Regions from separate parts of the Mus musculus genome. Here region 1 is linked to region 2. Evidence: chromatin contacts called from ENCODE POLR2A ChIA-PET data. All regions are on one chromosome and are shown on one strand. The core of a region is the stretch at or near the end of the contact, and the rest is flanking DNA. Distances in the headings are between cores, read along the strand shown.

Region 1 (7,228 bases), core at 4,459-6,958, 240 kb after region 2:
TAGTCAAACTACAAGAAAAAGACAAAGACTTGAATATTTTATTAAAGAAGAAATTTAAAAATAAAAATGTGCTTAATCTCACTAGCCATCAGATAAATTAAGAATCCTTTTGTTTGTTTTTTAAGGTCTGATTTCATGCGGTTCAGGCTGCCCTTGAGCTTGCTGCATAATCAAGGTTAGTCTTGAACTACTAATCCTCTGTTTCAATCTGTTCTCTCAAATGCTGAGATTACTGATATCTAGTTTTTTAAAAAGATTAATCTTTTTATGTGTCTGGGTATTTTGTCTGCATATATATACACACATGTACACACACACACACACACACACACACACACACACTACGTGCATGCTTGGTGCTACAGATTCCCTGGACCTGGAGCCACAGACAGTTGTCTGTTGCCATGTGGGTACTGGGAATTGAACCCAGAACCTCTAGAGGAGCAGCCAGTGCTCCTAACCACTGAGCCATCTCTCCAGTCCCTTGCTCTGTTTTTTTTTAAATATGGTTTTGAGGAGCAAATCTTCATGTGTGTTAGGAAAACACTCTGCCAAATGAGCAACATCCCCAGACCTTCCAAAATAAATAACAAGAGGGGCTAGAGAGATGGCTCAGCACTTAACAGCCCACATGCTCTTGCAAAAAAACCTGGGTTCAGTTCCCAGTACCTACATATAGCTCACAACCTTCCATAATTCCATTCCCAGGGGATCCAACATCCTCTTCTGATATCTATGGGCACCGGGCATGTATGTGGAGTACCTACAAACAAGAAGGCAAAATATAAAAATTTTTTAAAAATTTAAAAACTAAACAAATGGAAATAGCTAAAACGTCAAAGGAAAGTACTAGGTGTTGGTGAGGGTACAAGCCACCACAGCTCTTATCATTTAGAGGTAGAAACGTAAATTACAAAATATTTAGGAGTATGTACCAATGCCAAATGTATGTGTAAGTATCCATATTTGTTATTTTGTGTGTGTGTGTGCTTATGGGAACTGGGTCCCTTGCCACACATACGGCAGGCACATTCTGTATGGCTAGCCTACACACTCAGCCCTATAGACATGTCTCAAACTCAACACTGGTAACAGAAATGAAAAAGACGTGGATTATGTGGGTACAGCAAAGAAATCCACTGTAGTCAGTAACTGGAAACCACACAATTCCCATAACCAGGAGGATCAGCAAGCCATAGTACGGCCAGCCATGCAAGGGACTTACAGACAAAGAGAACAAACAGCCCTGGCCACATACACAGGGCAAGAGCCTCCCATGCACAGAGGAGCAGGAGAGGCCCTCAGAGAGCATTCTCTTTTCCACAGGGTAAATTCAGGCAAGAGAGATCTATTCCGTCAAAATCCAGGAGTGTGACCATGCTGAGGGTATGCTGTGGCTGGCAGAGGGAACATGGGCTTCAGGAGCCTGGCAGTGTCATGTCTTAGTCTGGACTCTGATGACATGATATGCTAGGTTTGTGGAAATCCATTGAACTATGTAATAACAGAATGTGCACCATTCTATACATATGTTTCACCTCAAAAAGTTAAGAGGAAAGAAAACATGACAAAGGACCCAAGGAACAACAACAACAAAAGAGTCCACTCTGGCCACTTTGACAACACAGCAACTTAACAGAACATTAAGTCAGAAAAGTATGAATTCAAAGAGGATTTGTTTTGGAGCATTTCTTCTTTTCTGGTTTTTGAAAATACTTTATTTTATCTACATGTATGTCTGTGTGAAAGTGTCAGATCTTGGAGTTACAAACAGTTGTGAGCTGCCATGTGGGTGCTGGGAATTGAACTCAGGTCCTCTGGATGAATAGTCAGCGCTCTCAAGCACTAAGCTATCTCCCTCTCCCCCGTTTTTCCTTTATTTTACTCATTTATTTTTACTTTCTGTTTATGAATGGTTTGTCTGCATGCATGTATGTGCAGCATGTACATGTATGATGCTTACAGAGGCCAGAAGAAGGCACCAGGTTCCCTGGAACTAAAGTTATAGGCGGTTGTGAGTTCCAGCACCAAGTGGATGCTGGAAATAGAAGCCAGGTCCTCTGAAGAGCTTCAAGTGCTCTTTACTGAATCATCTCTCCAGTACCTTAGGAGATTTATAATAAAATGTAAAAACTAAAGCTAGGAGGTTGAAGAGATGGCTCAGTGGTTAAAAACATTGTCTGTTCTTCCAGAGGTCCATCCAGAGTTCAATTCCCAGCAACCACATGGTAGCTCACAATCATCTGTAATGGGATCTGATGCCCTCTTCGTATGTGTTTGAAGACAGCTACTGTGTACTCATATGCATAAAATAAATAAATAAATCTTTAAAAAAACTAAATCAAAAGAAAGAAAAAAATTGAAACGACATCATTCCTGAATTAACAACTACAGAAACAGCTGTAAACAATTCACTAAAATCAAAATGCTCAACAAAGACAGACAAGACATTCATAGAAAGTCAGATGAAGGAGACAAAAAAAATAACTAAGGCAAGTAGAAAGTGGTGACCGCTCATGGAAAACACAGCATGATGTCCAGCATAAGCACAGGGCAGAACAGAAGACCTGTAGTCAGTGCTCATGTTGACTACATGATGTGTGAATGTTAGGGTACTTGGCAAGGAATCCTAACATTGCAATGGAATGAAAGGTGGTCATAGACAGCATTGACACAGAGATACTGTCTTAGATTGTCAACACGAACAAAAAATTATCCCTGTGTCCTCTGAAGTGAAAAAAAAAGTAGGCGGGGTGGGGGGGCTAGAGAGATGGCTCAGTGGATAAGAGCACTGACTGCTCTTCCAAAGGTCATGAGTTCAATTTCCAGCAACCACATGGTGGCCCACAACCATCTGTAAAGAGATCTGATGCCCTTTTCTGGTGTGTCTGGAAACAGCTACAGTGTACTCATATACATAAAATAAATCTTCAAAAAAAAAAAAAAGTAGGCAGGAGAGTTCATGTTAGAGAGAAGGCCTGAGAAAGATCACAGGCCAATGTCTCTGAAGACCAAGAAAGGGGCCAAGAACCCCAGAGTGCAGGAAGGTTCTGAAAGCTGAAAAAGATAAGAAGACATTTTCCCTGTGCTCCATGTAGAAATGTTCTACTGATGCCAAACTGCGTAGAGGATAAACTCTTGCTGCTTTAAGCCAGCTTGTAGTCATTTTTCGTAACAGCAAATGAGAAATCAACACAAAAGCAATGGGAGATATTTTACGGACACAAATCAAATTCCTCTGAAATTAAGAAAGGAATTTTTTTTATCTAGAATTCAAAATACACACATATCAAAAATTTTGAGTCATGGCCTGATTAAGCAAGGTAAGGCAAAGAAAAACGGTCTTCAAAAATTCCTAAAGAAAGGCAAATCTCCCATTTAGAAAATCAGTTGGCATGATGTTTTCACCATAACAACATCAGATACCAGAAAGACTGTGAACAAGTTACCAGGTATTGAGGGGAAAGAGCAGGACAGTCTAAGAACACTGTGTGCAGCCAAAGACAGACAACATAGTCTCAGCACAAGCAACTCAGAAGGTTTTAAACTCAGGAGTAGCTATAGTTAAGAGTTAGCCAACACTGAACTCATTTTTTTTTTTCTGAGACAGGGTTTCTCTGTGTAGCCCTGGCTGTCCTGGAACTCAATCTGTAGACCAGACTGGCCTTGAACTCAGAGATCCGCCTGCCTCTGCCTCCCGAGTGCTGGGATTAAAGGCGTGCTGCCACCAATGCCTGGCTCTGAATTCATTTAAATACTGCATGAATACTGAGCACCGGTATTAGATCTACAAAATGAAACTGAGCGTTCCAAACCTCTGAAGTATGGAAATTGCAAAGTGGGCTACAAAACCCGGACATGGAAGAAGAGAGTGGAGCATGAAACCGAGAGTGGAGCATGAAGCCGGGAAGACCGCATCTTCCACTGCCAGAGCACTGAGAGAGACACTCAGAGACTGAGAGAATGTCTTTATAACAAAATAATGACCCAAGCTTCATAACGTTTACCTCACCCCTACTTGTTTATTTTCCTGCTTTTTTTTTTATCTCCCCTCCCTAATTTACTCCCTCCCATTTTGTTTTGTTTTTTTTTCCCCAGACAGGGTCTCATACTGTAGCACAGACTGGCCTCAAACTCATGGCAATTCCCCACCCCCACCCCCCTGCTTCTTGAATGCTGGGATTACAGGTGTGAGCTGCCATACCTGGCTTGCTCTTCCCATGCTCTTTTCTTAGCCCTAAGAGAAATATGTAGTAAATCAAAAAGCCACAATGGCCACAACTACGGCATCAATTCTCCTCAATCTCTTAGACCATGTTGACAACAGAAAACAGACAAAAGCAACAGAAGTGCAGTGGGCCTTGCTCAAGCCAACCAGCAGCAAGTCTGCTCACATGTCATCCACATCTTTCTCTCTGCCCACATCAGTCATTTACTGTGGGACTCACGTCCCCTTTGGGGGCTTGTTAAACGTTTTACTCTTTTGCCTCTGCTGAAGCCTGGGTGTTTCATTGAGCACCAGGACCTGAAGACAGCCCTGTCTTCAGTCACGCCCTTGTTCTCGCAGTAATGCTGTCCAACAGAGCTTTGTCCTAAAGGAAAGGTCTAAATCTGTGCGGTCCAACCTGGTAGTTAAATGGCATTGGACCACACAGTTTTAGGGCCTTGCCTTGTGGCATTGCCAGGGGGCTGGAGATGCAGGAAGCAGTCTGCAAGCCCAAAGAACAGAGGGTGGCAGGCCTCAGGGCAGGGTCTGTATTAGAAAGGTGTGTTGAAACCCCCACAACAACACAATAGGCATTCACTGAAGTCTGTGCACAGCCACAGTCAAAGGGATGGATCACTACGTGACTATTCTTGGATGTTCTGCTCAGGATTCTGCCACTCTGTCTCCTTCCTCTGGGGTGCAAGATCTTAAACTTCAGGCTTCTAGGACACTCACTGCTCACTGCCCTGGAGCCTGAGACGCTCTGGTCTCACCCGTGTCCAGTCTCCTGGACTCCAGTCTCTTAGTTGGGTTCCTTCCTACACCCTAGCCAATTCTACAGGGTCACTTAGATTCCTCTTCCTCCTCTTGGAAGTCCTGTCCACTAGGACACAGAGCTTAGTGCTTGGAATCAAAGGCTGGAGTCTAGTCTTGCTACTCTCTGCTTGCAGTTCCACGCACCAAAAGGTCATAGCCTCAGAGACTGTGGTCTCAGACCTCAGCTCCGTGGACCGCTGTCTCTCTGCCCACGCCTCCTGTAATCCCACACACTTCTCCGAACACGTAGCTAGCACCTGCGATGTCCCTCGACGACCACCCTGAGCTGCTTTGCGGACTCCGTCCACAGAGCGCAGTCTTCCCCAGCATGCGGTTCCTAGCCCTGCCCAGCCGCTCCCGGGACCCACGCTGGAGAGGCCGCTCGCACCGACACCCCAGCGCTGCGCCTCCGGGTGCTGCAGCCGCGCTCACCCGCCGGGTGGCCGTAAGGAGACTCGGCTGCTCCGTCCTGCAAGCTGGCCAGGATCTCTCCCTTGCCCACGTCGCTGTCGCCCACCAACAGGAACTTAAGTAGAAAATCGTAGGCCCGCACCGGGCTGCCCAGGGAGCTCATCATGCCGGCCCAGCCACCCCGCCCATACCGGCCCAAGGCTGCGCGCAGGCGGCGGAGGGTCCCCGAGCGCCGCGGGCCCCTCGAACGCTCCACCGGTCGGGGGAGCTTGACAGCTGAAGAGCCCCGCCCACCTTACCTTGCCATTGGCGAGCCTCAGTTGCTGAGGTATATACACATGCTCATTGGTTAGCAAGCTCGCCCATCTATTTCTTTACGCCTCCGCACCACGCCCACCGCCTCTCCTGGGAGGACTTGTTGCCTAAGCCAATGGAGGTCCGAAGGCCGAGCCAGAAGAAACCGAAGGGGGGGGGAGAGGTTTGCTCCTGCAAACCAATGGAAGAATGGCATAGAGAGGAGGGGCGTGGTCAGTGTTTACTCCCTCCCCTGTATCAGTGCGTAACAGGAGTTGGCTCCAGATTGGTGTGGGAAGTGTTGAATCCCTGCCTGGAAACGAGAATTTGTCCCACAGCTCCACAGAGCTTTGAATGCTAGCGTGAGAGCTTAGCATGTTCATGTGTTCATGTAGGCATCAGATGTAACTAAAGTTACAGGTAGTTGTGAGTTTCAGCACCAAGTGGACACATGGACAAGTGCACCTCTAAAGGTGTCTGCTAGTGGGTGCCTCGAGGTCTCCACGGGTTTCTGTCCATGCATGTCAGTGTGAGTGTGTGTGTGTGTGTGTGCATCGTGTGCCTGTGAGGTTGTTGTCAGAGAGCACATGACGGGGACCTGTCTGTCTCTGATCTCTTTTACCCCAAGGGAGCAGTGAATCTGCTCTCTGTTCAGGAGCACCTCACCAGTGGGAACTAAGTTATTTAGAGTAATCATAGTTTAGCATCCCCGCTACCTACATCTTTATACAACCTGAAGTGGAAGCACCTCTTGCAATCGTGCCTCCTCTCTGTTAAGAAGGATACATTTCCGGATGGAAAAGAAAAAGCAGTGGATGAAAATTACGAAAGCATTTGTGAACATTGTTCTAAGCGCCACAGCTGTGCTGTGATTCAGGACAAGGCCGGTTTGGCTCAGAACAGGCTGGTCTTGGAGCAAGGTGACCGCTGCCTCCCTGCAGGAACACTATCCTTTCAAAGAGTTGACTATAATAAGCTCTAATTACAAGATATGGCTGCCAGTCTAGAATAGGTAATTGAGATAGGGTTTTTCGAGACAGGGTTTCCCTGAGTAGCCCTTTCTGTCCTGAAACTGGCTTTGTAGATCAGGCTGGTCTTGAGATCTGCCTGCCTCTGCCTCCTGAGTGTGGTATTAAAGACATCGGCCACCACTACCCAGCTAGAATGGATGGTCTCGCTGAGCCATTTTTGACTCAGAATACTATCTTTGACTCAAGATTACACTGTTGCTAACCAAGAATACCTGAGCTGTAATTATTTCAGAGGACCATGACATGGCAACAATCGCCCACACAGAAAAACCTTCCTTAGAGAGAGCGCTTTAGAATGTCTGAGTCCAGACAGCCTTTCCCTATTGATTTGCCAACTAAAGCTGCACTAGAGTGTATTAGATAAATTCTACTTTTGCCTTTTTCTGTCACAACTCATATCTCACCAGCCTATCATTGTCATCCATGTGGGATGACAGCATTTGAGGTAAGAGTTTAGCCAGTGTGATGG
Region 2 (7,124 bases), core at 815-3,314:
AGATCCTCTGCCTCTGCCCCCAACCCCATCCCAGGGATTACAAGCACTTGTCACCACACTTAATTTTGGTTTTGTTTGTTTTTTTTGCTGTTTGTCTGGTTTTTGTTTTGCATGGGTGCTTGGGACCGATGCCTGAAGAGCAAATGCTTTGCCGACTGAGCTCTCTCCCCAGCTTTTTCAAAGCCTCTTGAAAGTGATCCTTATTTTAAAATTCAACTTTCAGCAGTGTGGGCCAAGCTGGTAACAGAAAGAAGGCAGTGAAGAAGCTGTGGGAAGCCGGCAGTGGTAGATTAACTTATTGTTGCTGCTGTGAGAAAATATGACCAAAGTCACTTGCAGAAGAAAAATTCTCTTTTGGCTAATGGTTCCAGATGGATAGACCTTAATGGCAGAAGAGGCAACAGGGGGTCAGGACAGGAAGGTGAGAGATGACTTCTGTAACCACAAACATGGAGATGAGAGAAGATCGGAGGTAGGTGAGACTATGAACTCTCAAAAGCTAATCACAGGGGCACATCTGTCAGCCGACCCCACCTAAAGGTCCCCAAAGCAGCCCCACTGACAGAGAAGCAAGTGTTAAAATATCCAGTCCTATGGGGATGGGGGACACATCTCAACACCACGAATGTTGACAATTGGACACTAAGGTCAAAAGGCAAGAGTCAGGAGAGACATCTGGCTAGTTACAGCTGAGGAGGAGACAGCTGAGTAGGTCAAGAGCACACAGAAACAAGGCTGAAGGTGAGGGTGGAGGGTAATGTGGGATAAAGGATAGAAGACTACACAGGGCCAGTGAAGACTTCCGGGTAACTGCCAAGATCGCAACTCCACATAGCAGCTTTACTTATAAAAATCCCAGAGAGCAATGAGATACTCTTTATAAGGTGAGTGGTTAAAGGGATATATTCTTTTAATGGAGTATTACTGAACTCTGAAGTGAAACTTGCTTCCTGCTGTCCCAGAGCACCCAGGAAACCAAGCTTCATGATCCTAAGGAAGGAAACCATGGTAGTTTCTGGATGCTTGAGGCCAGACGTGACCTTCTGGACAGGGCAAAATGGTTGCAGAAGTCGAGTCCAGGGTCTGGGGAGAGCAGGGCCCTGAGGGCAGCCCCGAGGGCCTGTAGAAAGAGTGAAACTGGCCCTGTGATGACAGAGGAACGTTGCTACACCAGTATATCCAACCTGGTGGGATGTGCAGAGTGGACTGCGATGCTGCTCACTGATTTTAACAAATATATCTGTATGCTCCAAGGCTGAATTGGAGGGTGGAATACCTTCTATTTTCTGCTTGGTTTTTCTCTGAGTCCCAAACTCCTTTAAGGATAAACTCTTCAAAGAATTATTTTGGGTTTTGTTTTTTGTTGTTGTTTGTTTTTGTAAGATTTGCCTCTGCCTCCCAATTGCTGGGATTAAAGGCATGTGCCACTGCCTGGCTAAGATTTATTTATTTATTTTAAGAGTACTCTGTTGCTCTCTTCAGAGACACCAGAATAGGGCATCGGATCCCATTACAGATGGTTGTGAGCTATCAGGTGATTGCTGCGAATGAACTCGACCTTTGGAAGTGCAGTCAGTGCTCTTAACCCCTGAACCATCTCTCCAGCCCCTACAAAGAATTTCTTTAAAGAGTCTGTTTAAGAACAAAAAGACCCATAGACAGGCAACTGTGCTTAGGCTGCAGTTGAGAACTGAGCGAGCAGTTTCCCAAGTGTTAAAGAACTTTTTACTAAAGAGACAGGGAAGAAGGAATCGACTTTTCCAAACAAGATGTGCCGCGGGCCCAACTCTGAGCCCGGGCCTTCGAGTCCCTCGAAGGCACAGGGATGGGGACATCGGGCACCGCTAGAGCACACAGGAAGCACACAGGGCACTCAGGTGGCGCAAGGGAGCAGCGCATGCGCGCTGTAGGGGGCGCCAGGCCGCATGTGCGCCTTCAGAGCCAGAGTGACTCAGGGCCAGAGTGACTCAGCACCTTCGCTTCCTGCTGCTTTGGGACCTCATGGGAGATATGTAAATGAGCTGGAGCATCGCGGGACTTGGCCCTTTATAAGGCCGCGTTCGTCCTCCCTGGTGTTCAGTGCTTAGCGAGGAGAGCCTGGCTCTGGAGTCCATTAGCTGGCACCTGGGCGCTCAGTCAGGGAGGTAAGGATGGAAAGGGACTGGGCCGGGGGCTGAGCCGGGCTGGGTGCGGTGGGCCTGGGTCGGGTGGGAGCACGGTGGGCAGAGAGGAGATCCTCCTGGCGTAGGCTTCCCGGCCTCTTTGGTTGGTAGCCGGGCGCAAGTGTGAGGTCGGGGCCTTGAGCCCTGAGGACACCTCTGATGTCACCCCAGCCTGTCCAGAGTGAACAGGGAACCCCGGGGGCCAGAGCCCCAACACCCTCTCCTCAGGGGAGCCCTGCAGCGGGCCCAGCAGGGTGAGCCAAACCTCATTTTCTCTGTCTTTCTAGCTCCCCATATATTGGAGCAAGTGTGAAGCTGAAGAAGTTTCTGGAAGCTCAAGCCTGTCTACTTCTTCAGAGAGGTATTCATTGAATTCTCACCCAGTTCTGGTACCACTGCCCCGTGTCCTGGAGCCCCAAAGCCCCTAGACCTACTGTGCCCTGTTTTCTCCCGTTTCTCTCATTCTCGCCTTTCCCACTTATTTCTAGCCTCTGTGGTTCTGTTGACCTGACCTCCTCAGTCCATCGAGCAAGTCTGAATCTGTGTGTCCGCTTAGCTGCAGACAGACTTCTTGACCATGTGTCCCCCAGTCAGCGTTCGCCATGGGGCCAGGGGCATGTCCTGCCTCTATGAGGCATGGCTGTACCATCTTGTCCATGGGGAACAGACGAAGATCTGCTTTGCTTGCTTCAAGGCAGCTTTCCTATTGAATAAACTCTACCTGGAGATGGGAGACTGGCAAGAGGAGGAAGAGGAAGAGGAAGAGGAAGATGCTGATCTCCTGGAATACTTGTCAGAGTCAGAGTCAGAGTCTGAGCAGGAGCCAGGGCCTGAGCAGGATGCATGGCGGGGATTGGGGTCCCTTTATGTGCCACAGAGTGTCTCTGAAGGGTCTGGGGTCCTGCTGCCAACCCCTGTGTGGACACAGGGCATACTATTCTCCATTTTTGTGCCCACTGAGCTCTTTCCTCAGGAAGCTGTACCCCTGGATCTGGGTCCTGAGGATGCTGAGTGGACCCAGGCCCTTCCCTGGAGACTTGATGGGCTTTTTCCCTGCTCGCACCAGCTCATCCCTCCTCTGACTTGGTGGGATATTTTTGATGTGATGCCATCTCCTGGGCAACCTGTGTTGTTGGAGTTGAGATGCCACTGGCCCTTGGACCAGACAGTAGCACAATCCTGGTTGCAAGACCAGAAGTTTGTCCTCCTGTTGGATAGCGTCCAATCTAGGTGCCACCTGCTGTCAATGCGTGTCCGCTGGGTCGTAAGGACTCAGGTCCAGCACTGGCAGGTGTTGCTGGACCCTGGTGAGATGTGGGTGGCCCATTTTCGGAAAGAAGTTGGGCAGCACGGCCTGTACCATCAGAGCCTGAATCCCTGGAGGCTGAGCATCCTGACAGCTTCAGAATTAGGGATGGAGTTATTGCCTGCCACCTGCTACCTGTGGAATAAAGGCTTCTGGGTAGGTTCCTTCTTGCCCTGGCACATTAACATGCCAGAGACCTGGAGCTGGGAGCCAGGAGAGAGGCTGTTTATCACAGATGCTACTATTTGTGGTACTGACTACCACCTTGCTCAGTCTTTCCTTGATTCCCACCCCACCCCCCACCCCCTCCTGACCCTTACTCCCTGATGCACATTCCTGAGACACTAAAGCTCAGACATTCCCCAGGGCCCTGGGGACTGTGAAGAGCAAGAGGTTGCCTGTTCTGAGCAGCTCAGGGGAACAGTTGGTCCAGGACTTGAGGGGGCATCTTGAACATCCTGTGAGCTTATGAACCTCAGAGGGAAGTCTGGCATGTTCGTGTCAGTGTTCAGTGTTTGGTAGGTGAGGCCTAGCTGTATGTTTAGCTGTATGGAGTGTTGTGTGGTGGGTGTTATGGGGGCTCCGGTCACAGATCTACGTATGTATGGACTCTGAGGCACTAGTTGACCTTACTGTCATAGGGGTCATATGCTTACTGTCTTAGGGTCAAGATACCTGATTTTAGGGTTCACTGTTTTTGTTGTTTTACTTTGTTCGTTACTCGTGCTCCTTTTGAGGGCTTTTGTTGAATAAAGTTGGTGTTTTAAATTTTATTGTTTTATGTGTATGGTTTTGCCTCTACAGTACCGGCTTCACACCTGATACTTGCAGCAGCCAGTAGAGGGCATCAGACCTCCTGAAGCCAAAGTTACTGACAGTTTTGAACCACCATATGGGTGCTGGAAATTGAGTGTGGCTCCTCTAGGAGAGTAACCAGTGCTTTTAGCTGCAGAGCCATCTTTGTAGCCTCAGTTTTCAGTGTTTATTGGAGGCCTTGTGCAGTTTTCCTGAGTGGGTCTTGGTGGAGTAACCTCCCCAACTTCTGGGCTCGGGCTTGTGGGATGGTATCCCACAGAGCTGGGAACATGGTACAGTGGGTTTTGCCCTTTCCTGAGTCCTGTGGGGAGTTTGTAGTATGTCCTGTGACAGTCTACATAACCAGCAAGTGCTCAAGGGTTTAAAATGAGAAAGAGCCCTGTGTAGAAGTTGTATGTCGTCATCTAGTTGACGTAAGTATGTGCCCTAGAAGTTGGAAGGGATCTGTGGACCAATCCATGTGTCAGATCTACTACTATGAGCCAGAGTCACACCTCAGCACTTGCATAACCTGCACAGATGGTAGGAAACAAAGGCCCATGTGTCTCGTCAGTGGACACTGAGTGGCCCATCTAGAAATATCTCTGCCGTTCTGTGGGTGTCCCTGGCTGGGATCACCTTCCGGTGATTTAAGTTGTTCAGTTGATAAAGACCCACGGGTCCCAATCCTGGGGTCATCTTGCTGGTCAGTTAACCATATGATAGGATCTGATTATAGGTTTTTTTAGTTTTTTGTTTTGATACAAGATCTTACTATGTAATCCAGGCTAGCCTCCTGCATCACACTACTGAACACAGGGATTTCAGGTATTTGTCATACCCTCACCTCACTTACTTAACTTTGAGTGTCATTTTTTTTTCATATGTCTTCCAGAGGTGTCTTAGTCACTTAGGGTTCTGATGCTCATTCCTGGAGCGATGGCACCACAGTGCTGTTTAAAGAACACAGGAAAGAGGCAGCCTTGGTGGTGTGTCTCCTTCAGGGGCCTGGAGCCTGTGCTTCAATGGATAACCTAATCCTCCTAACAAAGTGGGCTTGTCCCTTCTGCCGTCCCTCCTTTCCCTCCTTCCTGGTTAAGCAGTCAATCCCAGCAAGCATTTTGATGTTGTTTTGTTTAATTATTTTTTAAAGATTTATTTATTTTTATGTATATGAGTACACTGTAGCTGTACAGATGGTTGTGAGCCTTCATGTGGTTGTTAGGAATTAAATTTTTAGGACCTTTGCTGGCTCTGGTTGGCCCCGCTCGCTCAGTCCCTGCTCGCTCTGGCCCAAAGATTTATTTATTATTATACATAAGTACACTATAGTTGTCTTCAGACGAAACAGAAGGGGGCGTCAGGTCTCATTACCGATGGTTGTGAGCTACCATGTGGTTGCTGGGAATTGAACTCCGGACCATCGGAAGAGCAGTCAGTGCTCTTACCTGCTGAGCCATCTAGCCAGCCCTTGTTTTATTATTTAACTTTACTTTTATTACTGTTTGTGTTTGAGAGTGTGGGTGGTGCACACATGCCATTGTGTACAGGTGGAGGTCAGAGGACAACTCTCTTCTGGGCACTCCAGTCATGAGCAAGGGACTTTATCTATCAAGACATCTCATTGGTTCTTAAACGATTTTTTTATACAGGCTTTTTTTTTTTTTTTTTTTTTTTTTTTGAGGGGAGGTTGAGACAAGGTTTCTCTGGTAACAGCCTTGGCTGTCCTGGAACTCACTCTGTAGACCACACTGGCCTCGAACTCACAGAAATCTGCCTGCCTCTGCCTCCCCAGTGCTGGGATTAAAGGTGTGAGACACCAGGGCCTGGCTTGCTTGTTTTCCTGATGGACTTGGCGTCTCCTCTGTCTATATGTGTGCACAAAGCCCAGAACAAGGTATCAGGTGTCCTCTTGCACTCCCTGCCTGTCCCCTAGGCAGGGTCTCTAGTACCTGGATCATGTGTTTTTTCTCAACTAGGCTGGAAGCCAAGACCCAGGCATCTGCCTGTATCCACCTATCTCCCTCAGAGCTGAGGTTGCTGGCATGAATTAGACATGTGCTTTGTTGTATGGGTGCTAGGATCCAAACCAGTGCTGATGGTTGCCCAGTAAGCTGAACCATCTCTCCAGCCTTCAGGCTTTTAATGAGTTAATTACATTTAGTTATTGTGAGGGTTCGTGGAGGGATGGGTGTGGGTATGCCATGCCACAGCCTGAAGCTGAGGTGACACTCGAACAATAATGGCACTTAACATGGAGGGCTGTTCTGTCTTTACACCATGTGAGTCTTTGAGATTGACTTCAGACCATCAGTCTTGGGAGCAAATCTTTACCCACTGAGTCATCTCATCTCACTGGCTCTTCCAGACTTCTCTTTTAGATAATCTCACCGTAGTGTGATATTCTGGGGCTGGGGGGCCGGGGTGTCAGAGGCCATCCAGAAGGTCACCAATTCTGTTCAGTGAGCTTGTAATGGCTCCTCAGTTCTTCTCATCTAAAAATAGAGAGAAAAACAAATCTGACCCAGAGTAAACTACAGAAGAATTATGCACAGGTCTGTTGATGCTCTCAGCAGCATTGCTCACAATAGTCAAAATTAGAAGCTAGATGCCCAACAAGCCGTGGGCAGATAAATTGTGGGGCTCCATGCACAGGAATATTAGTGACAAAAAGGCAGTAGGGCTCGTTCTTACAGCATGGTCAGACCCCCCCCCCATCATCATGTAAGTGAAAGGGGACTGTCAACAGCACATGCTATAGGGCTGTGTTTATGTAAGACATTCAGAGCAGACCAGTCCTTCGGGACAGCAGGTGGAGAGGTGACTGGGGGCTGGGAGGGATGGCTGAGTGGGTAAAGGCA

The links. ChIA-PET counts read pairs that join two places held with the same protein, here RNA polymerase II (POLR2A).
Region 1: POLR2A ChIA-PET joins it to region 2 with 11 read pairs in embryonic stem cell. The contact joins the promoter of Rab40b here to the promoter of Tex19.1 in region 2. POLR2A ChIA-PET finds 5 or more read pairs at or near these places in 3 of 5 experiments (Patski and embryonic stem cell).

The regions. Positions count from the first base shown.
Region 1 is chr11:121,382,543-121,389,770 of GRCm38, forward strand. Rab40b (Rab40B, member RAS oncogene family) reads right to left here and starts at 5,709. Exons shown (of 6, transcript NM_139147.3): 1 at 5,456-5,709. The coding sequence starts at 5,600. Mir7236 (microRNA 7236) reads right to left here and starts at 4,662; the gene lies at 4,603-4,662.
Region 2 is chr11:121,144,079-121,151,202 of GRCm38, forward strand. It overlaps Tex19.1 (testis expressed gene 19.1), which reads left to right and starts at 2,065. Exons shown (of 3, transcript NM_028602.3): 1 at 2,065-2,144; 2 at 2,450-2,523; 3 at 2,651-4,236. The coding sequence starts at 2,740. The coding sequence ends at 3,795.